Regions from separate parts of the Homo sapiens genome. Here regions 2, 3 and 4 are each linked to region 1. Evidence: chromatin contacts called from ENCODE Hi-C data. All regions are on one chromosome and are shown on one strand. The core of a region is the stretch at or near the end of the contact, and the rest is flanking DNA. Distances in the headings are between cores, read along the strand shown. Region 1 holds the start of FAM227B (family with sequence similarity 227 member B). Region 2 holds the start of MYEF2 (myelin expression factor 2). Region 3 has its middle 24 kb from the start of AP4E1. Region 4 holds the start of TRPM7 (transient receptor potential cation channel subfamily M member 7).

What was found. A loop is a pair of places that touch in the nucleus more often than their neighbours do. Pooled maps may share reads with other maps.
Region 2: a loop to region 1 is called in a map of B cell, with 14 times the contacts of the local background. The contact joins the promoter of MYEF2 here to the promoter of FAM227B in region 1. A Hi-C loop is called at or near these places in 2 of 168 maps with a recorded cell type or tissue (B cell and naive thymus-derived CD4-positive, alpha-beta T cell) and 6 of 50 pooled maps.
Region 3: a loop to region 1 is called in a pooled map, with 7 times the contacts of the local background. The contact joins the enhancer-like site here to the promoter of FAM227B in region 1. A Hi-C loop is called at or near these places in 4 of 37 single-sample maps with no recorded cell type and 7 of 50 pooled maps.
Region 4: a map of CD8-positive, alpha-beta T cell shows a loop between it and region 1 (21-fold over the local background). The contact joins the promoter of TRPM7 here to the promoter of FAM227B in region 1. A Hi-C loop is called at or near these places in 4 of 168 maps with a recorded cell type or tissue (CD4-positive, alpha-beta memory T cell, CD8-positive, alpha-beta T cell and naive thymus-derived CD4-positive, alpha-beta T cell), 3 of 37 single-sample maps with no recorded cell type and 12 of 50 pooled maps.

The regions. Positions count from the first base shown.
Region 1 is chr15:49,617,978-49,625,441 of GRCh38, reverse strand. It overlaps FAM227B (family with sequence similarity 227 member B), which reads left to right and starts at 4,624. Exons shown (of 16, transcript NM_152647.3): 1 at 4,624-4,742. It overlaps DTWD1 (DTW motif tRNA-uridine aminocarboxypropyltransferase 1), which reads right to left and starts at 4,394. Exons shown (of 5, transcript NM_001144955.2): 1 at 4,320-4,394; 2 at 11-329. The coding sequence starts at 274. RefSeq lists enhancers at 1-316, 4,163-4,282.
Region 2 is chr15:48,174,189-48,181,652 of GRCh38, reverse strand. MYEF2 (myelin expression factor 2) reads left to right here and starts at 3,358. Exons shown (of 17, transcript NM_016132.5): 1 at 3,358-3,576. The coding sequence starts at 3,416. It also overlaps a transcript of CTXN2 not described here. RefSeq lists silencers at 3,117-3,216, 3,387-3,816, 3,847-4,016 and an enhancer at 2,763-3,414.
Region 3 is chr15:50,880,909-50,888,372 of GRCh38, reverse strand. No RefSeq gene overlaps it. Among named protein-coding and RNA genes, the nearest start is that of AP4E1, 24 kb to the left of the region's middle. RefSeq lists an enhancer at 3,987-4,106 and a silencer at 6,035-6,204. Within about 2 kb of position 2,417, at least 26 of the 41 ENCODE cell types and tissues checked have a DNase peak (open chromatin) inside an H3K27ac peak, as active enhancers do.
Region 4 is chr15:50,682,799-50,690,262 of GRCh38, reverse strand. TRPM7 (transient receptor potential cation channel subfamily M member 7) reads left to right here and starts at 3,466. Exons shown (of 39, transcript NM_017672.6): 1 at 3,466-3,732. The coding sequence starts at 3,730. It overlaps LOC128092252, which reads left to right and starts at 3,546. Exons shown (of 4, transcript NM_001414947.1): 1 at 3,546-3,732. The coding sequence starts at 3,546. It also overlaps the pseudogene RN7SL354P. RefSeq lists enhancers at 3,075-3,254, 3,565-3,984, 3,514-4,378 and a silencer at 3,345-3,514.

The sequences.
Region 1 (7,464 bases), core at 3,375-5,874:
TCTTACTAACCTTCACAAGTGGAATCTGTTCAATAGGTACATTTTCAACTGGAACATAACATGTATAGCAGTAGAACATTCTGGAACCACCACATTTGAGACATTTTGATCTCCCACTTTGCTGAGCTTTTTGAAGAACTTCTTGAGATGCTAAACATAAGTTTTGAAGGGGATCTTCTGAAGCTATGGAAGTAGTTTGTGACTGTTTTGTTTCCACAAATTTTGAACTATTTTCTTCACTTCGTTTGAGAAATATAGGTGGATTGAGAGACATTCTTCATTCAAACCAAAGTTTAACGGCTATTTCTAAAACACATATCATAGGTGCACTGTAAAAAAAAAGTATCAAGAGAAGGAAAAATAAAAACAGAAAACATTTTACTCAGTCTACAAAGAAAATTACTCAATTTAAGTCACAATTGTGTGCTGTTTTAGTACTTATTAAACATGTTTTAAACCACCAAATTGGCACACTTTAAAACATAAGATTAAAAGCAATAAACTGAAAGTTATTTCAAATATAAAGTTCAGGTACTGAGAATCCATTTTTCAAGAACCCTTTTTTGTTCCAGAGATGGCAGTTTTGTTTTCCAGATATTAGGAATGCAATGGTTTCACGTTAGCATCAGACAGGGATATATTCAACCCTGTTGGCTCTGACTTTGAATTGACATTAATGAAAAATAGAAGATTCTAGTGGAATTGGCAAAATTTAGTTGGTTATGTTCTAAAAGATATAACCCTCTCCAACTTAAACACACACTACATATGTGTGAGTGTGTCTGTGTACATGTGTGCATATACATATAAAACTTCATATCCAATAAAAAATAAGAGGCATCTACTACTCATTACAATTTGTAAAATATCCCATAAGGTAAAATATATTATCCTATAAATTTTAAAAATTTACAGAGTAACATTAATGTCCACTTACTCTAAGAATTTATGTTTTTTAAAAACATACATCATTCAGATTCTTTAGTACTAGAGAAAAATGGTAAAATAACTTTCCCACTTAATATTTTCTTCAAAGAAGGGTGATGGCTGCCAAAATTGCTATCTGTATACCCTGTAAGGAAGATATCTTTCAAGGGAGAAACAACACTGGTGCCCTATTGATTCGATATGCATTCCACAGCTGTAAAATAATTCTCTTATTATAAAGCCTTCTGGCATTGTGGTTTAACTACGAAGCTCCAGGCACTTTAAGTAGAAACAGGGACAAGAGAAATGCTGTGACTCCAGCAGGAAACATTTTGTGGTCTCCCAAACAGAAAGTGAACAAAAAGTCCAGAGAAACATAAAATACAACATAATTTGCTGAGAAGAAGTTAGTGGCACTAATTTAATTACTCATCAAATGAATTTTTCTTTTTCTTTTTTTTTTTAAGATTGTAAGTCCCAGTGAGTTTGAGATACAAATAAAGAGATACAAAAACGCCGGTTATAGTAGAAAAAGGCACTTGCCAAATGTACCCAAGGGGAAAAACAAAATACAGTAAATATTTTTGCTGTGTACTGATTACGCACAGATTTGCATTTTGGGTAAGAAAGCAGTATTTAAGAACAATGGTCCAATCCCTTGTTCCTGCCTCACAAATAGAAAATCTTACCTACTTCTGACTGCCACTCCAACTCACCTGCCTAAAAATGGCTTTGATCTTTGTGATCATGCCCTCAATGACTGAAAGTGCAGGATATTAAGATGCCCTCTTTTCTTGAGCCTCAGATTCTTTTAGGAATCACATGAAAATATTAAACCGCATCCCTAGAAAATGCATATACAGACACAATATTTTGCACACAATTTCAGGAGGTTTGGAGATCTCCTAGAGTCCATCTACGACCCAGGTAAGGAAGTTCCAAGCTTGGGAAGGGCCACGCATGGTGGCTCATGCCTATAATACTAGCATTTGGGAGGTTAAGGTGGGAGGATTACTTGAGCACAAGAGTTTGAGAACAGTCTGGACAACAAAGTGAGATCCCATCTCTAAAACAGAGAAAAAAAAAAAGCTTGGGAAGAGATCCTAATAGTCCCCAGAAATGAGAGTTGCAAATGCTCTGTTGGCGTCTCTTTGCTGCACATACGAAGCTAAGTTTCACCTAAACTCTCTTTGGGTTTGTCCTGGTGTTGCCTGAGGTTCTTACAGAGAAACATTTTGAGGCTTTAATAGTCCTGAGTTATTCAGATGATGGGATTCATCCTAAAAAATGAAATTTGATTGGAGTAGCTCAACCTGACTTCATTTCCCTGGGTAATGGAGTAGCTATTTAGTGGGAATGCATGTACCACTCAAAGGCCCAGGCATAGTGGGACTGAAAAATGTAGTTCCTGTGGATGTCATGAAAGTTACTGTGGTTGCCTGACATTTAACAGAAAACTACTGGTGAGTTTTTGGAGTTATCCTAGGGCACTGAAAGTGCATTCCTCCTAGAGATACCTCAGAAATATCACTTTGCAGTTCATGGACCTGCTATCCACATAACTAAATGGATATTAGTGAAGCTTTATATAAATAACCTTCCTCTAGAAAAATCAACCACCACAAATACCTGTAAGACAGTAAAAGAGAAATGTTTATGGCTCCACCTCTTAGTTCACCTATATACTCTCACTTATGGCTGAGGTGGCCACGTAGAAGAGGCCAGCAATTGTAAATCATGGGCAGCTCCCTCCAGTGGTCTCTGAAACTACATGATCAGGGCATCTGTCCTAACCGAGCCAACAGCCTGCCTCGACTGTGAGAAAATCATTGCAAATGATTTTATTGCAAATGGGGTTATTTAAAATTTTTAAAACATACTTGTTAACATCAAATATGTGCAAGGAAGTACAATTTGAGTCATGGGGGCTAAAAAGACTTAGAAAACATAAAGACTGTTCCTAAGGAACTAACAATTTTAACACCTTGATGGTGCGTCCATCATTCTGGAACTTAAGGCTAAAAATACATTAATTTTTTATTCCTCCTTCTACCCAATTTCCACCCCAAATTAATTATACTCACCAAGTTGCATCTACCTTGTATATAATCCTCTATCTTCACTCTCAAAGTCAGGATTCTAATTCAGTTCCTTATTAACTCATAGATGGGCCACAGCAATGTCTTAAACCTCTTTGAGTACTTATTATTAGTTCCACATATTTGACATGGAAAAATGCATTTATTGTGGAGGTACTTTAGTGAATCTATCCCCTCCAGCATTCAACTCTGTAAGAGCAGATTCCTTCCCTGATCTCACCTATTCCTGATTCTTATGCAACAGCAGGAACTCAACAAACACTTGTTAACTAAATCAAAACCATTCTGCAAAACACATCCAGTAAGCATCTCACTACTGAAGTATCTGACAAACTACCTTTATGGGCCGTCTGCAGCCTAGCACAAGTGGCAGGCTGGCAATTTTTTTTTCTCCAAAATAATAACAAAAAGCTTCTACCTCTTCCATTATTGTAAGCTGACTCACCTCCCAATGGAACACTATACAGACTCCCCTGTCCTATATTGTGGACCAATTCAGTATTAGAAAAAAACCACTTCCAATTTTCTTTAGAGTGTTTTTAAGAACTTGGTCACATAGGACCTACAGGTCCAACATTCATTTTTCATAATCCAAGGTAGTAGTACCCTTTTTCATATAGGATCAATGGCCTCTCCCACACCACCCGCCATATGGTAACAAACTGTCTTGCCTTCGTTTTCATGGTGCACTGGGTTAGTCCTTACATGCTGCGATCTACAGTATTGATTTTACCATCCAACTTTGTGGGCCTGGCGACTGAAAATGTTAATATACTTCCTTATTTGTCCTACATTCCCAATAAATAATTTAGACGTAAGAAACAGGCTCTTTTGCTTATTATGTAACCACAACCTCAATATTTTAAATACACTGCATGGCATCACTAATTCTACGTCTGTACTACGCTTCCCCTTCCGTGATAACCAAACCCCCACAAACCACTCCAAATACTAAAAATAAAATAAAATAAAGTATGGGGTTCCTAGGGAACTGACTTTGCCAGGACATACTTTTCGTTGGGGCGGAATGCACCGAAAATCATTGGTAGGAAAAATAATTTTTTTTTTGAGGAAAAATTTGGAAACCTTTTTCCCAAAGGGCCCGCAAGATCCTAAAAAAAGCAAGAGACCGCGCAGAAACCGAGGATCCCCCTCACAGGCGACACCCAGCGCGACCTCCGCTAGGGTCCTGACAAAGAATGTCCACTTCCCGCGGCCGCACCTCTGGGGCCAGACCACTGGTCTCCAGAGAGGCGCGGGGACCTCCACCAGGGATCGGAGTGGTACTCAGACCTGCACACCCGCGAGTCCTCGAACAGCTCCACACGTCTCCAGCTCCGCCCGAGCCCGAGCCACGCGCCGGGCCGTGATCGCGCACGGACCAGACGGAGCGCTTTCCGGGAGACACCAGAGGGAGGAGCCAGGCAGTTACTAGCGTCGTTGCTAAGGCAGGGGCCGCGCACACCGCACACCGCGCGGCTTAAGCAACAGGCTGGGACGACAGCGGGGGGGGGGTTAGACGGGAAGTTCCGCCTCAGCCTCTCAATCAGCGGCGGTGTCGCACTTCTCCCGAGAGGCTCCGGCGAGGGGCAGGGCCGCGTTCGTCCGGGACCCGCCTCAAGCCTCGCAGCCTTTCACCCAGTTTCCTCCCGATTCTTGCTGGGACAACAAAATTGGGAAGCGGTTCTCGAAACATACTGTCAAGGCGTAGTTGCAGTGAGTTGTGAAGAAATGTTGATCCCAGAGAAAAGTTTGCATTTTGCCCACCTCAAAGATATTTTGATTGTGAGAACTTGGTTACATTAGTCTTTCGTGGCTATATCAATATCATTATTTCGTGTGCTGTGTGGTAATGAAAGCTATTAGAAAAATCATTTGTATCTTAATGATTTAGTTTGCATAAAAACACGCATATAGAGTTAAGAGTACTTTGTGTTTTTCCACTTTGAAGTATAATATGTGGATAAGTTATTAGAACATTTGTCCGTGCCTCTCCCCAAACAATGCGCAAACGGAAGTGCACTCTAACAACTAAGATTTTAAAACACAATGGTCAAATGTTGAGCAATGTTTTATTGACTACTCTGAATTTATCAAGTGGTAGATAAAGGACATTACAATGCCCTAGAAGTGCTCACGATATCAAGTAAAGCATGTTAAATTCAAGTACAGAAAATGCAATATTCTTACTACTGAGATAAAAAATGGAATTTAATAAATTACAGGAATTTCAAGAAAGCTGAGAATGGAGTGGTCAATAAAGGCTTCTTTTTCGGACTTGGGTAAGGCCTTGAAGAATGATTTAGGTTTAGGACAGTGTTTTTCAACTGGAAAGGGGATTGTGTGGGACCCATTAGTGGAGGTCTTGACCCATTTGTAAGCAAGGAAATCTCTTTAAACTTAAAAAAAAGAAACAATATAGATTGGAAATATCAGCGCATGTAAGTAAATTTAGTGTTAGTTAGTAAAGTACTGCTTTATGGAGCTTTTAATTGTATATATGCGTGTATGTGTGCACTAGGGCTTGTTTGTAAAATGTATTTCTTACTGTATTTCAAACCTTAAAAAGTTTGAAAGCCAGTGATTTAGGGAGAAAGGTGAATTTTCTGGGTAGGGAAAGTAGAATAGCAAAGTCTATAAGCCAAGAAGAATTCACAACCATTTTCCTTTTTAGTTTAACTCTAAATTTTATCAAAGTAGTTAAATTGCACAGATTAAAAAGCAAATAATACTACTTGTTAGATTGAGCATTGGGTTGCTATCGTATGTAATAAATTACTCCAAAATATGGTGGCTTAAAACAACCATTTTATTATGTTCACAGGTGGTGTTGTCAATAGGGCATAGTCATCAGCTTTTCTTTGGTAACTCAATTAGAAAGACTAGAGTGGGCATGCTAGCAGAGCTTCTGTAACTATATGGCCGGGGTTTCCTCACAGTATGGCAGCAAGGTAGTCAGACTTCTTAGCTTAAACTCAGAGCTCCAAAGGGAGTGTTGCAATGAACAAGGCAAAAATTGCCTGACCTTTTCTGACCTTGCCTCAAAAAGTAACGCGGTGCTACTTCCCCCACTTTCTTTTGCTTACAAATGTGTCAAAGTCCTGTTCCATTTTAGGAAAGGAGACATAGATCCCTCTTCTCAAAGGATTGGCAAAGATTTCTTGTCCATGTTTTAAAACCAGCATAGTGAATTTACTTCTGTAACAGAAAACCCCAAAATATCGGTGGTTTAATACACTTTTTTTTTTCCTCACAAAAGATCCATTGTGGCTATTTCTAGGCAGACGAAATGTTAAATTCAAGGCCAGATGTTTTTATTTTTAATGGTTCTGCTGCCTTCTAGGACTAGCTTGTTTGACAAGAAAGAAAGTATGGCAAATTACCCAAGGTTAACTCTAAAAATGACATGTATCAATTTGGCCACATTCTGTTGGCCAGAATTTAGTCCCAAGGCCCCCACTTTAACTGCCGGGGATCCTGAGAAATGTAGAGAAACACACACATATTGGTGAGCACTAACAGTTTGCCACATTCTAGGTTAAAGAAAACCCTGTAGTACCCAACCCTTCTACTCTATTCTCAATTCTTCTCACCAAAGGAAAATTCAAGTCTTTTAAATATTTCATCTGTTACCCCCATGTCTAAATATACTTACATTGCAGTTTCTTGATTTTCCAATTTCAGACATTACCCACTGACTTTCTCCTGTGGAAGGCAGTGATAAAGGTCTTTTGTAACAACACCACCTCCAAGTGTGTGAACATTCCCTCTCTACCTCATACACTCTTCTTGTCCCTTCACCTGTCAATAGTGATATCATAGGCTTTGGCTAAATCAACATTTAGTGTTATCACTACTGTCTAGGTAAATGTCATTCAACCCCAAGGCACATAGTATACTAAGATCGCATTAACTTTTAATACAACTTTTTACTTTCCTTTCTCTTAACTGCCATTTTTAATGTATTATTTATCTGTTCTCAAACACTGGCAAACTGCTAAAGCATCACAGTGAAATACATCAGTTAATCCAGTAGATTTTTTTTCCTTACAGATACTCTTCCTACAGCGTTACAGCCTTTAGTTTATTTAGGATTGCTGGTTTCTCCAACATAATACTGCTCTCCTGTGTGTTAGATCCCTTGTTTCCTTTTTCTTTGTTTAATCCCTTTTTAAAAATGAACTACATTCTCTAATACCTTCTTGGAAAAAGGTAAATAGGAGTGTAGTAGATAGAATAATGGCCCCCAAAGATGTCTATATCCTTACCTCCAGAACCTGTTGATATTTTATATGGCAAAAGGAACTGCATATGTGATTAAGGAGATGGGCTAAATTACCCTGGATTGTCTGGGTGGCTGGACATAATCAAAGAGTTCTTATGAGAGGAAGACAAGATGTCAAGAGAGGGGAGAAGACTCTACACTGCTGGCTTTGAA
Region 2 (7,464 bases), core at 2,109-4,608, 1.4 Mb after region 1:
AAATGTTAGCCACCATTTTTGTCTAGTTTCTTTTTCTTTTAAATTTTATTATTATCCCTAAAACTTAATTCTTAAAGACAAAATAAATTAAAAAAAAGAAGAATGATGACATCCATTCTCTTCTTCATTGGTAACAGAACCCTGGGCAGTAAGCCCAGCCCCCAAATTATTTGCCAACCTCCCCCACAGATGAGTGTGTCATGTGACTAAGTTCTTGCCCATAAGCGGAAGTGTTGTGTGAGACTTCTGGATAGGTCCCTTTTTTTCTGGACTCCTTCTGACCTACAATGCCGACAAGGTGCCTCGATCTCCAGCAGCCATCTTGGGTCATAGGGCAACCTTAAGAATGGAAGCCTCACACTAGGATGGCGAAAGATTAAGGTAGCAGGAACCTGACTTCACGATGACTGTGAAGCTACTATATATCCTCTGGGATGCTCCTTCTGCATTTATTTTACTTAAGAGAGTAAAAATGTATATCTTGCTTAAGACACTATTATTTCTAGTTATTGTTATTAGCAGATGAACACAATTCCTAAGTGATACATATATTAAGGTATTAATTGAAAATATTTTGTGATTTCTAGGATTAGATTTCTAGATACGTGTAATAGCTTTTCCCCTATCCCGCCAGGTACACACACATAAACATGCATTCTAATTTGTAAGAAAGAAAACTAAGTGATTATGTGAAGTTGTACCAGTAATATATTTTGTGCAATTGCAAAGGATAATGCTTTTGCAATGTGAATCATGGGAAAATAAGAATTTGAGCATCACTTAAGAATTTTTCAATGTACCTACATGCACTAAAAAACAAACAAACAAAAAACAAAAAACCAAGGCCGGGCGCTCTGGCTCACGCCTGTAATCCCAGCAATTTGGGAGGCCAAGGCAGGCAGATCACAGGGTCAGGAGATGGAGACCATCCTGGCTAACACGGTGAAACCTGTTTCTACTAAAAATACAAAAAATTAGCCGGGCCTGCTGGCGGGCGCCTGTAGTCCCAGCTACTCAGGAGGCTGAGGCAGGAGAACGGTATGAACGCGGGAGGTGGAGCTTGCAGTGAGCAGAGATGGCGCCACTGCACTCCAGCCTGGGTGACAGAGCGAGACTCCATCTCAAAAAAGACAAAACAAAACAAAACAAACCAAAACAGTAGAGAGGAAGACAAGCAAATACAGAAATGGAATTCAGCAACAGAATATTAATAGTTTTTTCTTTATCTTTTGCAATTAATAGCAAGAAAGGAAGGAAAGATCAATCTATTGAGCAGTCAGATGGAATGGTAAAGATTAATCATTCTCTTCCCTTCAGAAGTTGCCTTAATTCTTTGTCTTTTAAGATCCAGCTCTTTTATAAGGCCCTCACCAATCTCTCAGTAGGAATTAACCTCTGCTCTTTATCAGGACTAGAACCAAGCTACAGCGGGTGAGGCATTTGTCTTGGGTACAAAAGTTAAAACTCAGTAATCAAGATAAATATTTTAATGGAATATTTTAATTGGCAAACTAAGGCATGTGGGCCAGTCTCCTGTTTTTGTAAATAATTTTTTAATTATACTTTGCTTTTATTTGTATTATAGCACTTAAATAGTACTTTTTACATTAGCCCTCTCCCAACAGGGCTGTACTCATTTTTGTATTCCTCATGTACCTACTACTCTGTTTGAAGCATAAAGGCCTCTTAAAAAAATCTTGCATTGAGTTGATTAAAGGATTTTTGCAAGAATATATTGTACTGGTGATGGTGGGGTTCAATTTTCATACTGAATTCAACAATAGCAAAAGAATAACAGAATGATGACTATTTTGAAAGTACTTATAATTTAGTGCTGTGGGAAAAATCACTTGGCTTGTCTTTGACTAAAACCCTGCTGAGCTTAGGGAGATAGAGAATTGTAATATTACATTATGTTCATATAGCACTTTTTCCTACATAAAGTGCTTTCTTTTAATCCTCACCTCAATCCTGTAAGGTCGGTATTGCTATCCCTATTTATTGTAGAGAGATTGAGAAATGAGGTGACTTGCCCAGGGAGTTATGGGCAAAAAGAGGCAGAGCTGGGGTTCTAACCCAGATTTTGTCTGTCACAATTGAATGCCCTTTCTGCGATTATAAATCTTATGTCTCAGAGTTGAATGAGAAACAATTTATACAGCAACTACAATAGCATTCTTATCATTAAAATGTTCTGATTATGTGTGTGTGTGTTTGTGTATGTGTGTGTGTGTATGTGTGTGTGTGATGAAGTAGCTGAACTTGGTATTTTTCGGTAGAGGGTAGGAAACTACACATTGAAAAGCCGAAGATGAAATTATGTTATTTGAGTATTACTTTCTAACTATAACTTTACCACTGATGTGTGTATGATATTCTGCAAAGTGACTAAACTGTACGTGTTTGCTTCTTCATGGAAAAAAAATTTGGGAAGGCATTTAAACTTTTCAGCTGAAAAAGGTTATGTCAATGTGAAAGATTATAGTACTCGAGAATTAGGAGTTGATTAAATTTAACGGTTTCCTTTTCATACTTAGGGGGAAAAATCTACGACTGTATTTTAAAACTCCATATGGCAATTAAATTTGAGAGCGTATAACTAACTACTTCACTAGAATTTCCATCAGTATACAATAAACACACAGTCAAAACCTCAAATGTCCATTATTAGCCCATCTAGTAGACGATATTTTATAATTATGGATTCCCCATATTGATTGATGTCCAGAGAAAAACTGCAGTCTTCTCTTACTAAGCTGATAGTTGAGTTCCTGGGAAATCCTCACCCCCTAAGAACAAATAATTCTCAAAGAAATTCAAAGTCATTCCTTTTGGTGAATTGCAATCAGTCATCAATAACTATTTATGGAATGTCCGAAGGGTGCCTAGGCATTGAAATGGCAAGAGACTTATATTTGCTTAATTCAAAGGATTTCTAAAGGCAGTCTGAGGACTTGCAAGAAGTCTTTAAAGATGCAAAGTGGTGTGTTCTTTAACTGCCCCTACCTGGAATGAATTGAACAGTCTGGGTGTTAGGGCTTTGATGTCTAATCCCGCTTTGCAAGCGAAGACTCCACTGGTGCCAAGCGACAGGCGGGCTGGTGGGCAGACATGGCACCACCACCGGGGGCTTTCAGGACTGGTCCAGCCCTCCCAGGCAGGTGTAGGGCCGACTGCAGCAACAGCGGCCCTGACCCCAGCTCCCATGGCTCCCCTCCCCCCGCACTCCCACCCCCCGCACCCGGCACACACCATCTCCCAGTCACCCAGTCTCGACCGGTTCTCGCGAGATCCGGGTTACTGAGCGCTCGGGGCCTTTTCAAATCGGGATCCGTTACCGCTTCCCCGGCAGCCGCCATTGTCGCGCTCGGAGCCCCTCAGCTCAGGCGGCCGAGGCGGAGGCAGCGGCGGCGGGATGGCGGACGCCAACAAGGCCGAGGTGCCCGGGGCCACTGGTGGCGACAGCCCGCACCTGCAGCCCGCAGAGCCGCCGGGCGAGCCGCGGCGAGAGCCGCACCCCGCGGAGGCGGAGAAGCAGCAGCCGCAGCACAGCAGCAGCTCCAATGGCGTTAAAATGTATTGTCTTTTCCTCCGGGAACCGGGGCGAGGTGGGGGGCGGGGAGTCTACCGGGCGGCTAGAGGCCGGGCTGTGCCCCGATGGGGGACAACCACCCCCAGACCCCGGCCCGCCCCCGGGCCATCGGCTTCCTGAGGAGCAGGTGCAGCTGGGCCGCTCCCAGGCCCTTCCCCGCCCGCCCCAGGCCTGGCCGCCTGTGGTCTGGGAGCCGGGGCTGGGGGCCCGGGGACCAGCGCTCTTCCCTGATTTCTAGCCCGAGACAGCGAACACCCCTCTTCCCTGACTTTGGTTAAAGAATCTTTGAGCAAAGCTCAGCGACCGCCACGGTTTGCAGGAAAATGGTCCCCCTTTAAGGACCAGTAGTTAGTGTTCATCACTAGGGAGTATCTAGGGATGACATCATCGGACATTTCCTCTTAACCACCGAGAACATATTTAAAAGGAATATTCCTGGCTTCTTTCTGAGCTTCACAAGTTTAGTGTTTTGTTGTTTTCTAAAGTGTATGTTCATTTTTAAACTGATTTATACCGAGAGGAAGTTTAATAATGTGCTGTTAGACTCTATGTTTTGTGTTACTCTTGAATTGGCTAGACGTACTTTAAAAAGGGAAATGTGCGATGTGCGTGGCTTCCCTTCCCACTGGGTAATGTGCGTCAGCTGTGGAGAGTATTTTTTTTTTTAACTCAGTGTATGATTATCTTAAGTTTGGTATAATAGATGGTTAAGATTTTTTTTTTCCCAAATGAAGGAAGACTTTTAAGGTCGCAGCTGTCACCAGTGCCTATAAAGAATTTAGTTGACCCCAATCCATAATAATTTCTGGTTCTAGGGAAATGTTATGCTCTCCTTTGTTCCTGTCCTGTGGGAGGATATGAAGTTAAGCGCTTACTTTCATATGCCTACCTCCTTAAACCTGAAGTTGAAAGTATGTTAATAATTAAGTGAAAACATCCTTTTCCTTCTCTGTTATGCCTCAGAGCAGAAAGCAATAGATATATGCTCACAGTAAAATAGACAAGGGAAAGGTCTTTCTGACCTTTGTATAAGCATGTTTGAAATTGTATGGTAAGAACTGGACCAGTCTGTGTAAAAGTTGGTGGCAAAAAAGATGGGGTAGCTCTCCCCAGCTCTTTGACACTCTTGCTCTCAAATGAGTTTGAACAGGATCGGCAGCATCTTCTAGGAGAATAGAGGTGCAGGTATAAGAGATTGGAACTTAGTGGAGTTTATTCCTGGATGAAGAGTGGTGCACCTCAGTAATTGAGGAACCAGAAAGGGAATGAAGTGCTTTCTACCATGCTTGCCAAAATGTGGGCTTTCTGGAATTTGGCATTAAAAATAGAAATGAAAACCGGTGGAATGATAAACTTAAAAATATGTGCTATTCATATCTAAACACGAGTATACATGCCACCTTTTCTCCTGAACAAAAAGTGCAGCCTTGAATTACAGAGAGAAGCCCTCCTATACTTGGGTATGATTAGTTTTGATATAGGGGAAGTTTGGTATCTAAACCTCCATCAGATTTTCTATTCCCTTCTAAAGTCTCTTCATGATTTAGCAAGACAGGAAAAGAGAAAGGAGAAAGGTGGAGAAAGAATCCTTTTCTAATTTAGGAAGAGAAAAATATAAGGTGAAGAAATGAAGAAATATTACTAGTAAATACAGATTATTTCCATATTGCTTATAATTCGCCTCTCCCTTTCTCTTTTTCCCAGAAGTTGAATCGAGTCCAATTTACTCTCAGGGATTTCTCTTACTGTCTATTCCATAAGAAGATTTGTGATGGTCCAGCATGAGTCATTCAAACTGAATAACTAGCGACCTAGTCCTTTTTTTTTTTTTTTTTTTTTTTACTTCGTGAACTAGTAGGAGTGGATAACAACCCCAATACATAAACCTTGAGTTGATTACCATATACTTTTAATAATAAAAATAATTCATTGTTGATTATAAAAATTACCATAATATTGCCCCAAATTATGTATTGGTTGGAATTGAACAGAGTACTGCTTGTCATCAGGATTGAAATAATATTTGCTGAGGTTAATCCATAGTTATTGAGGGTGGGAGACCACTATGTCTTATTCTTCTTTGTATTCTTAAGGCCTAGTAAATATTTGTGGAAGAAATGCAGAAGTGAACTTTCATGCTTATGAAACTCATATACAGGGAATTTAGTTTGCATATTCACACCTTTAGAAAAGATCCGTTTTCCAACTGTAGTCTTCTTCTTTAACGCCAAATGGTATACTAGCTCTCCTTTTCTTAAAAATGAATAGGAGGGAAAAGAGCAGTATTATTATAACTTTATTATTCATGTGTAATTAAGTATAACTTTGGAGTAGGTAGAGATTGAGAGTTATATTAGGGTACTATAAAATATTAAGCATTGGAGCAAGGTAATGTGTTCTTTAGCTGAGTGATTTTTATTAGGAATAAAGACTAGAACTGTTTCCCCCAGCTTTATTGAGGTAAATTGACAAAAATTGTATATTTTGAAGTGTACAGTGTGATGGTTTGGTATACAAATAAATTGTGAAATGATTACCACAATCACGCTAATTAACGTATCTGTTACCTCGCATAGCTACCATATTTTTTGGTGTTGAAAATACTTAAGATCTATTCTTTAAGCAAATTTCAAGTATACAGTAAATATGTTAAGTATAGTCACTATACTGTACCTTAGATCTACAGAACTTACTCATCTTATAACTGAAAGTTTGTGCCCTTAGAACATTTCCCCATCCCCTGCTGCCCTCCACCTCTGGTAAACACCCTTCTACTCTCTGCTTCTGAGTTTGACTTTTTTAAAAGTCTGTGTGTAAGTGAGATCATGTAGCATTTGTCTTTCTGAGTCTGGCTTTTTTCACATAGCCCAATGTCCTCTAGGTTTATCTCTGTTGTTGCAAATGGCAAGATTTTGTTCTTTTTGTAAGGCTGAATAATAATATTCCAGTGTGGATGTGTTGTGTAAACATAAAATATAATATATATCATGTTTCCTTTAATCATTTATCTGTCAATGGACACTTAAGTCGTTGTTTCCATATCTTGGGTATTGTGGATGATGCAGCGAACATGGGAGTGCAGATATCTCCTTGAGATAGTGATTTCATTTTCATTGGATATATACCCAGAAGTGGCATTGATGAATCATGTGGTAGTTCTGTTTTTAATTTTTTGTGGACCCTTGATGCTGTTTTCCATAATGGCTGTACCAATGTATATTCCCACCAGCAGTATCTAAAGGTTCTTTCTCCACGTCCTCAGCAACAGTTGCTATCTTTTGACTTTTCGATAAGTCATCCTAACAGGTATGAAGTGATATTGCAGTCTGGTTTTGAGTTGTATTTCCCTGATGAACAGTGATATTGAGCACCTTTTCATATACCTTTTGGCCGTTGGTATGTCTTCTTTGGAAAAATTATCTGTTTGGATCCTTTTCTCATTTTTTAAATTGGGTTGCTATTGAGTTGTATGGGTTCCTTATACATTTTTGATATTAATCCCTTATTGGATATATGGTTTGCAAATTTTATCTCTCATTTCTTAGGTTGCCTTTTTATTTTGTTGAGTTTCCTTTGCTGTGCAATAACTTTTTACTTTGATGTAGTCCCAGTTGTTTACTTTTGTTTGTGTTGTCTGTGCTTTTGGTGTCATATCAAAAAAAAAAAAAATCATTGCCAAGGCCAAGGTCATGGAGCTTTTCTCTTGTGTTTTCTTCTAGGAGTTCCATGGTTTTAGGTGTTATAAGTTTTTAATCCATTTTCATTTTGTTTTGTATGTGGATATCTAGTTTTCCCAATACCATTTTTTGAAGAGACTGTCCTTTCACCATTGTATATTTTTGGTGCCTTTGTCAAGGATTAGTTTACCATAT
Region 3 (7,464 bases), core at 1,168-3,667, 1.3 Mb before region 1:
TCTGGAGGCTAAGGCGGAGGATCACTTGAAGCCAGGAGTTCAGGGTTACTGTGAGTTATGATCATGCCACAGCACTCCAGCCTGGATGACAGAGTGAGACCATATCTCTAAAACAAACAAGCAAAAAACTGCAGCAGGCTTTTTGGCAAAAATGAAAAATGAATCAGCTGGTCCTAAATTTTATATGTAATATCCAGGAACATTTTGAAAAAGAAGAACAAAGCTGGAAGACTTACAATACCCAGTTTCAAAACTTACTATAAACAGATAGTAATCAAGACAATGTAGTATTGGTGTAAAGATAGACATGTATAAAACTGAGAGTTCAGAAATTATGGTCCATTGATTTTTGATGAAGTAGCCAAGACATTTCAATGGAGAAAGGACCATCTTTTCAACAAATAGTATTGGGACAATTGAATATCCATATGCAAAAAAGTGAACCTAGGCTCTTACTTCACATTATATACAAAATGGAACTCAAAATGGATCTCAGACCTACATGTGAGAAGTAAAACTACAAAAGTTCTAAAAGAAAACACAGGAGAGGCCAGGCGCAGTGGTCACGCCTGTAATCCCAGCACTTTGGGAGGCCAAGGTGGGCAGATCATGAGGTCAGGAGATCAAGACCATCCTGGCTAACATGGTGAAACCCCGTCTCTACTAAAAATACAAAAAATTAGCCAGGTGTGGTGGCGGGCGCCTGTAGTCCCAGCTACTCAGGAGGCTGAGGCAGGAGAATGGTGTGACCCTGGGAGGCAGAGCTTGCAGAGAGCTGAGATCGTGCCACTGCACTCCAGCCTGGGCGCGACAGAGCGAGACTCTGTCTCAAAAAAAAAAAAAGAAAAATAGAGTTTCATATTAAAAAAGAAAACACAGGAGAAAATCTTTATGACCTTGGGCTAGGCAGAGTTCTTAAATATGACATCAAAAGCACAGTTCACAAAAATAGCTGACAAATTGGATTTTATCAAAATTAAAACTTTTGGGTTTAAAAGACATCCATAATAAATTGAAAAGATGTAGACTGAAAGAAAATATTTATAACTGATGTATGTGATAAAGGGCTTATATCCAAAATATACAAAGAACTCATAACTTAGTAATAAGAAGACTAATAATCTAATTTTAAAATGAAGTAAACATTTGAATAGACATTTCACCAAAGAGGATATGTAAATGGCTAATAATCACTTGATAAAATGCGCAACATCATTAGTCATGAGGGAAGTGCAAGTCAAAACCACAATAAGATAGCATTAACACACCCACTAAGCTATAACCAAAAAGTCAGACAATACCTAGTGATGGAGGAGTTATGGGAAAACCTTCACATATTGCTGATGAGAATATAAAATAGAACAGCCACATTGTGAAATTGTTTGGCAGTTTCTTAAAAAGCTAAATAGATTTGCCATACAACTCAGCGATTCTACTAAGTATCTACCCAAGAGAAATGAAAACATATATTCATGCAAACACTTGTATAGAAATGTTCATAGCAACATCATTCATAATAGCCAAAAACTGGAGACAACCCAAATGTTCATCAACTGATGAATGAATAAACAAAATGTAGTTTATCTATATACAATGGACTATTATTCAGCCATAAAAAGGAATGAAGTACTGACACATGCTACAACATGGGTGAACTTTGAAAACATTATGCTAAGTGAAAGAAGCCAGTCACAAAAAACTGTATAGTGTATGATTTCATTTATATGAAATGACCAGGAAAGGAAAATTTTTAGAGACAGAAAGCAGATCAGTAGTTGTCTGAAACTGAAGGTAACAAGTGAGGATTGACTGCAAATTCTCTTTTTGTTTGTTTGTTTTGTTTCTTTTTTTTTTGACTGCACATTCTCACAAGTAATTTTCTGGGTGTTAGAAATGTTCTAAAACTGGATTGTGACAGTGGTTGCACAAAGCTATCAATTTACTAAAAATTATTCACTGTACACTTATAATGGGTGAAGTCTTATGGTACATAAAATATATTTCAATAAAACTAAGAAAAAGTCTCATGAATTTCAGAAATGCTAATTTATTATTGATTGACAGCTTGCTACAGGATCTTTCTGGGGCTTAGTGACTAGAGATGCATGCAGAATTAGAAAGATAAAATAATTTGTTTAGAAAAATTAGTAGATTGAGAAGGGTTTGGTGGTGGTCAGAGAAAAACCTTGGGAATGGCAAAAAGTTAGGAAACTCTCCAGGCTGAGAAAGGCCTAGAAAAAGAGACACTGGGTGGTGTTCTGGGGACTGCAGCAGTGGGGATTTAGGCAACTTTGTATACAGTTCCACTCTCATGCCCAAGGGGGCGCCAGAGCAGCAAGCCTCAGTCGTGACTGTGGACGTTCCTAGCCCCTAATGCTGGGTCACGGTACTGCGTTCATTCAAAACCTGACCCAGGTTTTTTAGAGACGAGGACTCTCCATTTTGTTTTATTATCTTTCTTGAGAGGCGGAGGGAATTTGCCTGAAGGTGGATTCCTTTTTTTTTTTTTTTTTTTGAGACGGAGTCTCACTCTGTCGCCAGGCTAGAGTGCTGTGGCGCAATCTCGGCTCACTGCAACCTCCAACTCCCTGGTTCAAGGGATTCTCCTGCCTCCACCTCCCAAGTAGCTGGGATTACAAGCATGCGCCACCATGCCCGGCTAATTTTTGTATTTTTAGTAGAGATGCGGTTTCACTGTGTTGGCCAGGATGGTCTCGATCTCCTGACCTCGTGATCCGCCCGCTTCGGCCTCCCAAAGTGCTGGGATTACAGGCATGAGCCACCACGCCCGGCCGGTGGCTTCCTTTTAAGTCTGAAAATGCAGCAGGAAGAGCCAAGTGAGGCCCTGTGACTCTCTATGGAGAGAGGCAGTGGTTACAGCCCAAAGAGCCCTAAGAAGAGCTTTTTCAGAATGACACATACTAGTTTCTTCCCCTCCTTTCATGACTCAGGTCCACATTTCACACAGACTTTTGCCTGTGCCAGACTTGCCTCTGCCTTGACCGCTAGCCAGCAGACTGTGTCCACAGTGTTTTCCCGCTCCTGCTACCCGGTCTGAATCAGCCTGGTAAAAACATTAGCTGGAAGATATCTGTTTACTGGGTAAATTCCTCTACAACAAATACCTTTGCAATGAAAATCTCTATTTAACCAAAAGTTCTCCACAGCCCAGTTTATGTCTAACCTAGTGCAAGCAGTAATCCATGAAATAAAACTCTACTCCATACCACATATTTAGACAGTCAAGTTGAGCTACTTGTAAAGAGATTTGACCTGTAATACTTTTATTTTCCCCGAGGAGCTGGAAATATAAGTAGAGGTAAAAACAGAGTCCCCTTTGCACTTGGAGAGTATTTTCCCACATGCACTCATTTTAAAAATCCAGTTCCCAGGAAATCTTTGTAAGGACTTTTCTCAATAGTCTACCAGATCCAGGACAAGGAAGAAAGATAGGCTCCAGATTGGATAAGCAGAGACCTTCCCAGAAGGAAACAATGGGAATTTAATATTCAAGCAGGCCCTGATCCAGAGCATTATGGGAACTGACCAAGGGATCAAAAATGAATCAAGTTAAAAAGAAACTAAATAACATTCCAAAGAAGTGATAGTACTGTTGAAGCCTGAGGCTATACTCCACCGCGCCCAGCCCTGTACTAATATACTAACGAGAATCAAAACTTCAAAAACTACGTAGATCATATGACAGAATTAATTGCATCAGTAGTCCTTCTATACTGCTAAGAGCAAGGTGTTACATACAGATGATGCTCCTTGATTTACAGTAGGGTTACATCCCAAAAAACTCATCATAAGTTGAAAATATCATAAGCGGAAAATGTATTTAATACACCTAGCCTACTGAACATCATAGACTAGCCTACCTTAAAAGTCTCAGATCACTTATGTTAGCCTAGAGTTATTTTATATTAAGGCGTTGAATATCTCATGCAATTTATTGAATACTGTACTGAAAGTAAAACAAAATGGTTGTATGGGTGCTCAAGGTATGGTTTCTACTGAATGCATATCACTTTGCACCTGGTAGAGTCGAAAAATTTTAAGTTGGGGACCATCTGTACTGCTAAGAGCAGTGTTGTTGGGGAAGCCATTTTCTCCCTCTCCCAGGTCCATAAAATAGAAACTTCCACTTCAGAAGAATTGTGAAGACAGCATTTAGCTTCCTGCTATTTCCCCTCTCAGTTCTCCCCAAGGAAGGAGTGACTCATCTGACTGAACCACTGAGGAAGGAACTGAGCATGCTCAGCCCTTTTTGCAACCTTCTTGGACTAGCCTGCCCACTAGACAGGTGCATCCTCCCACCAACCCCACCGCTGAAGCATGTGCACCTCCCCACACACATACACTCCTGCCTCCCCAAAAAGTTCAGGAGTCAAGTACAGTCATGTATCACTTAAAGACAGGGATACGTTATGAGAAATATGTAATTAGGTCAGTGATTCCCAACCCCTTTGGCACCAGGGGAGGACCAGTTTTGTGGAAGACAATTTTTCCACAGACTGGAAGGGTGAGGTATGGTTTTGGGATGAAACTTCCACCACAGATCATCAGGTATTAGATTCTCATAAAGAGCATGCAACCTAGATCCTTCACATGTGCAGTTCACAATAGGGTTTGCACTGTTATAACAATCTAATGCTGCTACTGATCTGACAGGAGGTGGAGCCCAGGCAGTAATGCCCGCCTCCTGCTCACCGCCATTGCCATCACCTCCTGCTGTGTGACCTGGTTCCTAACAGGCCAGGGACCGGTACCTGGAACCGGGTGATTCTTTGTTGTGCAAACATCATAGAGCACACTTAAATAAATCTAGCTGCTGGCCAGGCGCAGTGGCTCACGCCTGTAATCCCAACACTTTGGGAGGCCGAGGCGGGCAGATCACGAGGTCAGGAGATCGAGACCATCCTGGCTAGCACGGTGAAACCCCGTCTCTACTAAAAATACAAAAATCAGCCGGATGTGGTGGTGGGCGCCTTTAGTCCCAGCTACTCGGGAGGCTGAGGCAGGAGAATGGCGTGAACCCGGGAGGCTGAGGTTGCAGTGAGCCGAGATTGTGCCACTGCACTCCAGCCTGGTCGACAGAGTGAGACTCTATCTCAAAAAAAATAAAATAAAATAAAATAAAAATAAAATAAATCTAGATGCTTACTACACACCTGGGCTATGTGATATATCTTATTGCTCTTAGGCTACAAACCTATACAACATGTTACTGTACTGAATACTCTAGGGAATTGTAACACAATAGTGTCTGTGTATATAAACATATCTAAACATAGGAAAGGTACAGTAAAAATACAGTATTATAATCTTAAGGGACCACTGTCATATATGTGTTCATCATTAATTAAAGAGTCCTTGGCCGGGGGCAGTGGCTCATGCCTGTAATCCCAGCACTTTGGGAGGCCAAGGCTGGCAGATCACCTGAGGTCAAGAGTTTGAGACCAGCCTGACCAACATGGAGAAACCCCATCTGTACTAAAAATACAAAATTATCCGGGCGTGGTGGCACATGCCTATAATCCCAGCTACTAGGGATGCTGAGGCAGGAGAATCGCTTGAACCTGGGAGGTGGAGGTTGCGGTGAGCCGAGATCGTGCCATTGCACTCCAGCCTGGGCAACAAGAGTGAAACTCCGTCTCAAAAAAAAAAAAAAAAAAAAAAAAAGAGTCCTTATGCAGTGCATGACTGTATTAGGAAGTCTGATTGTGAGACCTGACCGGCAGCTTGTCTACTCTGTCCTCACCCTCATTAAAGCTGATGCTTTTATTTCCGTCTGTCTGATTTTTGTGTCTGTTTCTCAAAAGGAATTCAGATGGGTAACAGCTGTTATTTATTTGTCTCTCCAAGGCCCCCAAATCAAGACTAAGTAGCCCTGCCACTGAAAAGGTTGAAAATCAGTGAAAAATGCAAATAAATGACTCTAGTAGAAGACTAAATTCATTGTATGCCCTTGAGCAAGGGTTGAGCTCCTCAGTCAAAGAAGAGAGTCACCTTTTCCAGAAGAGAATGCAGCTCAAGGGGAATGCAGGTGGGGCAGTGAAGGAGAAAGAGATTCCTAGAAGCCTCGAGTGGGGGAACCAGCATCACTACCAGATTCCCTCATGTCTGCAGTGTGAAGTGGTGGCAAGAGCCCCCCACATTGGGACCCAGAAAACCTGTGATAAAATCCAAGCTGTTTTCAGATGTGTAGCCTTTACCATTTTGAGCCTCAGTTTTCTTATTTCTAAGTAAGCATAAATATCTTCCTGCCTACCCTATAGGGTTACTGTGAAATTACATTTATATCATGTATATGAATGTTCATGTATATACTGGAAAGCAAAATAAAAATATAAAATAGCATGAAAAAAGTAGTGAGGAGAAGGTACTTGATATTTTGTGATAGAAGTGCTGGATATTTCCCATTTGCTCACCCAACTCTACTTTCTACTCTGATCCATATCCTAAAGGCTGAATTGTCTGAATTGCATCACTGGGTTCCCTTGCCTTTCGGCTGCTGGTTGAGTTTAAAAAGGAGCAACAGAAGGAATTGGATAGGGGTAGATTTTGATGATTAGATTCTCTTGGTACGTCCCTGCTGGATCTCCCATGTTGGCTGCATCTCTCTGTGGAGGGCACAGCTTGTGTCAAATTGCCAAACTGCCTTTTTTTTTTTTTTTTTTTGGCAATCACCCAGGCTGTAGTGCAGTGGCACAATCGTAGCTCACTGCAGCCTTGACCTTGTGAGTTCAAGCAATCCTCCCACTCTCAGCCTCCCGAGTAGCTGGGACTACAGGCATGTACCACCATGCCCAACTTCCTTAAGTAGAGACAAGGTCTTGCTATGTTGCCCAGGATGGTCTTGAACTCCTAAACTCAAACAATCCTCCTGCCTCAGCCTCCCACAGTGCTGGAACTACAGGCGTGAGCTACACCTCTGGCCCCAAATTGCCTTCTCCACACAGTTTTCTCTCCAGACCAGTAGCATTGCCATCATCAGGGAATTTATGCAAAATGCAAATATTTTAGTCCTACCCCAGACCTACTGAAGCAGAAACTCCAGGGTGAGGCTGAGTAATCTGTGTTGTAATAAGTCCTCCAGGTAATTCTGATGCATACTAAAGCTTGAAAACTGCTTGCTGTTGGAAGGGATTACTCCCTCTCATTTGCTCGCAGTAACTAACCCTAGAATACTGCCCAATTCCTTGCTGCTTCCCCAGAACTCTTTTACCTTTGTAAATAGTCCTTTTTATTATACTCTCCTCAAATTACTCATTTTCTTTTTCTTTTTTCTTTATTTTTTTAGGCTCTTTCTTTGAATTCTAAAAATTATTCATTTTAAATACGCCATCATTTCCTGTAGGACTCTGATGTTGAGATCTCAGAAATAAGACAAGTAACTGCTTTGTATTACACCTGCGTAAAGGACAGGCACACTGATCAAGGTGAAAGAAAAAATGTCTG
Region 4 (7,464 bases), core at 2,217-4,716, 1.1 Mb before region 1:
GGTGGGCGGATCATTTGAGGTCAGGAGTTCGAGACCAGCCTGGCCAACATGGTGAAACCCTGTCTCTACTCAAAATTAGCTGGGTGTGGTGGCACGTGCCTGTAATCCCAGCTACTCAGGAGGCTGAGGCAGAAGAATCATTTGAACCTGGGAGGCAGAGGTTGCAGTAAGCTGAGATCGCGCCACTGCATTCCAGCCTGGGCTACAGAGTGAGATTCCATCTCGAAAAAAAAAAATCAAGAGACTCTTTATTATTATTTTTTATTTCTTTATTTTGAGACAGGGTCTTGCTCTGTCACCCAGGCTGGAGTACAGTGGCATGATCTTGCTCACCACAGCCTCAACCTTTTGGGCTCAAACAATCCTCCTGCCTCAGCCTCCGAGTAGCTGGGACTACAGGCACGCACAGCCACACTGGGCTAATTTTTCTAGTTTTTTTGTAGAGACAGTGTTTCACCATGTTGCCCAGACTGCATCATTTTATTCTCATAATATTTTGCTTAGCATTTTAAACAGCATAGTAGTAAGTGTTGAAATGTTGTAACTAGGCAAGGACAAGGAGGAGAATTAGTATGTGATCTAGTGAGAGTGAAAAATAGACATGCCATTGACCAAAATGGAAACAAAACCCTTCTGGAAAAAAGGTGTAAGAACATTTAACAAACATGTTCTGAAGCACTGAATTTATCAATCTTGTCATCACCGAACACTGACTATAACTGCTCCTGACATATTCTTAGACACTGAATATAAATATATATATTTCAAGATTTATTATTTATTTATTTATTTTTGAGACGGAGTCTTGCTCTTTCGCCCAGGCCGGACTGCAGTGGCGCTATCTCAGCTCACTGCAAGCTCCGCCTCCCGGGTTCACGCCATTCTGCTGCCTCAGCCTCCCGAGTAGCTGGGACTACAGGCGCCCGCCACTGCGCCCGGCTAATTTTTTGTATTTTTAGTAGAGACGGGGTTTCACAGTATTAGCCAGGATGGTCTCGATCTCCTGACCTTGTGATCTGCCCGCCTCGGCCTCCCAAAGTGCTGGGATTACTGGCGTGATATTTTTTTAAGAGACGTGGTCTTGCTACGTAGTCCAGGCTTGAGTGCGGTGGCTATACACAGGCACTATCCAACTACTGATCAGCAGGAATTCTGACCTGCTCAATTTCTGTCCTGGGTTGATTCACCCCTCCTTAGGCAATCTGGTGGTCCCTTGCTCCCAGGAAGTCACTACGTTGATGCTGAACTTAGCACAGCCACCCAATCCGCATAGCACACTACAGCCCAGAACTGGGCTCACATGAGCCTTCTGCCTCAACCTCTGGAGTAGCTGGGAATACAGACATGGGCCACTGTGCCTGACTCAATACATATTTTTTGAATGAATAAATTCATTCTCCAGAATTGATTGCTGATTGAAAGTCAGCATCTGTGAATTTCAAGGCTGGTTGATCACTTGAAAATTAAGGAATTTATTTTGATTAGTTCAATTAAGGATAAATCCTGTTCCCCATTTCTTTTCTTTTTCTTTTTTTTTTTTTTTTTTTGAGACGAAGTCCTGCTCTTGTCCCCCAGGCTGGAGTGAGATGGCGCGATCTCGGCTCACTGCAACCTCTGCCTCCTGGGTTCAAGCGATTCTTCTGCCTCGGCCCCCCGAGTAGCTGTGATTACAGGCGCCTGCCACCATGCCCAGCTAATTTTTGTATTTTTAGTAGAGACGGGGTTTCACCGTGTTGGCCAGGCTGGTCTAGAACTCCTGACCTCAGGTGATCCACCCGCCTCGGCCTCCCAAAGTGCTGGGATTACAAGCATGAGCCACCGCGCCCACCCAATCCTGTTCCCCATTTCTAACTCTAAATTTTCCAATTTACCAAAGAGTTCTGGCAAGTGCCAAGGAGCTCATCTTGTTTCATTTCTACACCATCCAACTAAGGAGCGAAGCATTCGTGAGTACAAAAAGACCAGAGTTACAAAGTTCTAACGAAACAAAGCACTCTAATCTCATTTTATTTTGATTTTCCAGTTTGTCTGCCTCTACCTTCTAGATTATAAACTCCCTACAGGCAGGAAATGTGTAGGCCCAACTGAAATCCAGAAGATAAACATTTATTGACTGCATGCATAAATTAGTCAAGATGCCTTCCCCAAGGCTGACAATTTAGTGTGACACATATATTAAAACATTTTTAAGTCTTGGTTCTGCTGGACCTGCCAGATGGGGAAGAAATACACAATACCTGAAGATTGTTCACAAGCTGGGGGAACCAGTGGGTGGATTAGTTTTTTTTCTGAGAGAAGATCCTACTTCAGTGAATTGTGGGTCATAATGTTTGAGAGGCAATAATTATGCTGAATGAAAGAAGTTAGACGGAAAAAAAAGGTGCGTGCTGTATGATTCCCGTATATAAAACTTTAGCATGTGCAAACTTATCTGTACTGAAAGTAGATCTGTAGTTGATAAGGGACGTGATGGAGAGGGACGAGATGAAGGGATTATGAAGGGGGGGGAGGAAACTTAGAGGTGAATACGTTCATTTGATTATGGTGATTTCATGGGTGCACAGGTATGTCAAAACTTATCAAATTGGACATTTAAATACGTGCAGTTTGTCATGTCAATTATTTTAAAATAAAGTCGTTTTTAAAAAAGAGATAAGACAGTCAGATCCCTGAGGGTCAGATTGAGGAACTCTCGAAGACTTCAGGAGCAGAAAGATGTTAAAGCAGTTTTAAGAAAATTAAACTGATTGTGGTCTTCCCAGTAGATAAGGAATAACATTTAGTAAACCATTGCTAATAGCCAAACCTTGGCATGTGTGACAGCAAAATAAATGGAAAGGTGGATAGGTACATATTACATCAAGGGAACAACCCAGTTTTTGGTGCAGAAGGTGTGGTGTATGCGTGTATGTGGGTGAGTATCTCTGGAGGGAAAAAGACAGTCCCATAGTTAAACAAAGAAGAATATTTACCGGCAGCAACAGGAGAGGCTAGAGAAAGAACATGATTGGGGTAAAAAGATGATTCTGCATTTTGGACGAGGAGAGAGTAACATTTAAAGCCTCTACTCGCTCTGAAGCACACAGAGTGTGTTGCGACACTCGAGTTTGCTGGAGCGAGTCGGCACAGGCCAGGCCTAGTTAGCGGAATGAGCCCACACAGCAACTCCAGACTGGATCCGCAAGCCTTGAACCTTAACCCTCAACCTCCGATTCCCCAAGTTCCACTCTCGTAGCTGAGGCTGAAGTTTGTCTAAGTCCCGCCTAGGTACCCAACGGAGATACGGCGTGAACACCCCACCACTTTCTGGGAACCCAGAGGCGGTCGGCGTGGCGGCGCGAACCTGCCCAGCGCGTGCGCGCGGCGCGCAGGGAGGCGGCCTGGAATCGAGGGAGCGCGCGCCCTTCACGTGACCCGACCCGCGGGCGGCGACGCACGCGCCGCGCCGCGCCGCTCACGTGGTCCGTCCCCAGCCCCGTCGCCGGCGGAGGCGGGCGCGGGCGCGTCCCTGTGGCCAGTCACCCGGAGGAGTTGGTCGCACAATTATGAAAGACTCGGCTTCTGCTGCTAGCGCCGGAGCTGAGTTAGTTCTGAGAAGGTTTCCCTGGGCGTTCCTTGTCCGGCGGCCTCTGCTGCCGCCTCCGGAGACGCTTCCCGATAGATGGCTACAGGCCGCGGAGGAGGAGGAGGTGGAGTTGCTGCCCTTCCGGAGTCCGCCCCGTGAGGAGAATGGTACTGGACCCACGCAGGCCCGGGCGGGGAATGGTTCTGGGGTTGCGGGCGGTAAAGGAGAGACTTGGCAGGCAAGTGTGTGGGGAGCCGCGTTCCATGCGGCGAAGGACCCTCGAATTGCCTTGAGGCTTCCGGATTTGTCCTCTCGGGACGGGTGTGCAGTTCGTTCTGGGGTGAGGGGCGGGAGCAGGTAGCAAGTTAGAGGCGACACCTCTTCGCGGGAATCCCCTGAGCCGAGACTCGGCTCCCAGCGAGGGCCTCTCCAGGCGGCAGAGGCGCGAGCCCGGGACTACCTGGCTGGGCTCAGCTGAGCGGCCTCAGCGCGCCCGACGCAGGGCTCAGCCTACAAGCTCCGCATCTCCTGGGAGCACGGTCCTCCTGGCGCCAGTTGCTGGCAGATAAGGGAACCAAATGCTCTGCTCAAGTTTTACATGGAAAAAAGGGAGGGAGGGCTAGAAGGGTGCAAAAAGGGGGTAGAGGACACGGGTTTGGAGCAGTGCCTTGTTTGCTGTGCAGCGGATACTCTACAGGTACATTTCCTTTTTGGAACCAAAAGGGAGGGATTTGACAATATTGATGGTAGATCTTTTTTCTTTAGCAAGAATTAAGGATTTTGGTGGGTGGGGGGAGGCTTCTGTGGGGACCAAGACAATGTACTGTCAGTCAGGATTTAAGTCGAACTACCGCATCCCTTGCCCCAGAGAACAGTTGATCGTGTTTTAAACCGAAAGGTGCGGAATGGAGAGAGGGAGGCGGTGCATTGCAGCTTCCGATAGAGCTTTTTATTTTTGGATATCAGGAACCAATTTTGAAGATTTCTTAAGAAAGTCATTTACATCAGGGACATGAAGAGCAAAGTAGGTATTTTTGGTCAGTACTTGAATTTGATAGGCTTTATGCAAACAACTCTCCCTCTGCTGGAGTCTGGCAAGTTTGCTTTTCACTGGACGCTAATTCAAGTGCCATACAAAACTAAAATAAGAGTTTTACTTATAACACAAATGTAGTAATACTTTGAATAAATAATGTGTCTTTCACTATTTTCCACCTTATTCTTTTTTGTTTGTTTGTTTTGAGACAGGGTCTCACTCTGTCGCCCAGGCTGGAGTGAAGTGGCGCGATCTCCGCTCACTGCAACATCCGCCTCCGGGATTCAGGCGATTCTCCTGCCTCAGGCTCCCGAGTAGCTGGGACTGTAGCCACCATGCCCGGCTAATTTTTGCATTTTTAGTAGAGACGGGGTTTCACCATGTTTGGCAGGCTCGTCTCTTAATTCCTGACCTCAGGTGATCCGCCCGCCTCAGCCCCCCAAAGTCCTGGGATTACAGGCGTGAGCCACCGCGCCAGGCCAACATGGGAGATTTCAAACTTGCAAAGATACATTGTAGAATGAACTACCATATACCCATTGGCCAGTTTCAACAGCTTCAACCATGTGAATTTTATTTCTTCTATCATTCCTCAATGGGATAATTTTAAAGCAAATCCCAGACAAATGTCATTTATGGATACTTTATTGTGTTTATGTCTAAAAAGACAAGGACTTTTTAACATAACCACAATATTATTATCATGCCTAAAAATTAATAATTGCTTAGTATCATTAAATATTCAGCATATTTCCCTGATTGTCTCATGTTTTAGTCAGTTGATTTGTTAGAATCAGGTTACAAAGAATTCTGCACATAGCATTTGGTCGGTAACTCTTTCAGTCTCTAGTACCTTCTCTCTTGGGGTGTGGGGGTGTCTTTTACCATTTATTTGTTGAAAGAAACCCATCATTTGCCTTGTAGAATTTCCATCAGTTTGGATTTTGTTGAATGCATCCCTGTAGTGTCATGTAACATGTTTCTTTCTCCTCTGTATTTTTTTTTCTTTTTTCTTTTTGTTTGAGACCGAGTCTCGCTCTGTTGCCCAGGCTGAGTGCAGTGTAGCGATCTCGGCTGACTGCAGCCTCCGCCTCCTGGGTTCAAGTGATTCTCCTGCCTCAGCCTCCCGAGTAGCTGGGACTCCAGGTGCGAGCCACCACACCCGGCTAATTTTTGTATTTTTAGTGGAGATGGGGTTTCGTCATATTGGCCAGGGTGGTCTTGAACTCCTGATGTCCAGTGATCTGGCTGTCTCACCTCCCAAAGTGTTGGGATTACAGGCATGCCCCACTTTGCCCAGCTTCTACTCTTTATTTCCTGTGAACTAGTTAGTAGTTAATCTAAAGACTTGATCAGTAATCGGGCGTGGTAATCCTAGCTACTCAGGAGGCTAAGGCAGGAGAATCGCTTGAACCTGGGAGGTGGAGGTTGCAGTAAGCGGAGATCCTGCCACTGCACTACAGCCTGGGTGACAGAGTGAGACTCTGTCTCAGAAAAAAAAAAAACGACTTAATCAGGTGGGGCGCAGTAATCCCCATACTTTGGGAGGCGGCGACAGGCTGATCCCGGATCACTTGAGGTCAGGAGTTCAAAACTAGCCTGGCCAACATGGTGAAACCCCGTCTCTACTAAAAATTAGCAGGGCGTCGTGATGGGCACCTGTAATCCCAGCTACTCGTGAGGCTGAGGCAGGAGACTCCGTTGAACTTGGAGGCGGAGGTTGCAGTGAGCCAAGATTGCGCCATTCACTCCAGCCTGGGTGAGAGTCTTTCTCAAAAAAAAAAGACTTGATCAGATTCTAGTTTCATACTTTGACAATACTCATAGATAGTACTATGTACTTTCTGTTGCATTACATTAAGAGGCACATACTGTCTTTGTTTTTTGAGAAGGAGTCTTGCACTTGTTTTTTTTGTTGTTGTTGTTTTATTTTGTTTTTTTTGGAACAGAGTCTTGCTCTTGTCACCCAGGCTGGAGTGCCTGGCTTGCTGCAGCCTCTGCCTCCTGGTTCAAGCGATTCTGCTGCCCCAGCCTCCCGAAGCTGGGATTACAGGCGTCCACCACCACACCCGGCTAATTTTTGTATTTTTAGTAGAGACAGGGTTTGCCATGTTGGCCAGGCTGGTCTCAAACTCCTGACCCCAGGTGATCCACCCGCCTCGGCCTCCCAAAGTGTTGGGATTACAGGCGTGAGCCACTGACCCTGGCTTCTTTTTTTTTTTTTAAATGTTAAGATTGACCAGTGGATTCGTGTTGTCTGATGCCTGATCTCTCAGTTGTGAAGTTCCCCATATGTTATTCATGTAGTAGTTTTTGTAGTAGTCATTTAGTTTTTGTCATTGATCTATTATTTCATTCTGGGTTTCCTTTTCTCCTTTCTTTTTGGGAAATCTTTCAACATATAAGTAAATTGCAGTTTTTTTTTTTTAAGTGACTGCCTGTTAAATGTCAAATGCTTTAAGTTTGGTACCTGGGTCAGGGTGCAGTGGCTCATGCTTGTAATCCTAGCACTTTGAGAGACTGAGGCGGGTGGATCCCTTGAGCCCAGGAGTACAAGACTAGCCTGGGAAAGATGGCGAAACCCAGTCTCTACCAAAAAAAATAAAAAAACATTAGCTGGGCATGGTGATGCGCACCTGTGGTCCCAGCTACTTGGGAGGCTGAGGTGGGAGGATGGCTTGAGGTTGCAGTGAGCTGAGATCATGCCACTGCACTCCAGCCTGGGTAACAGAACCAGACCCTGTCTCAAAAAAAAAAAAAAAGTTTGGTACCGGGAAGCAAAATTCAGTGGTTGAGGTTAGTTTAGGACATAAGCATTACTTGACTATGGGGATTTTAACTGAGTCATTTATGTGAATCAGTA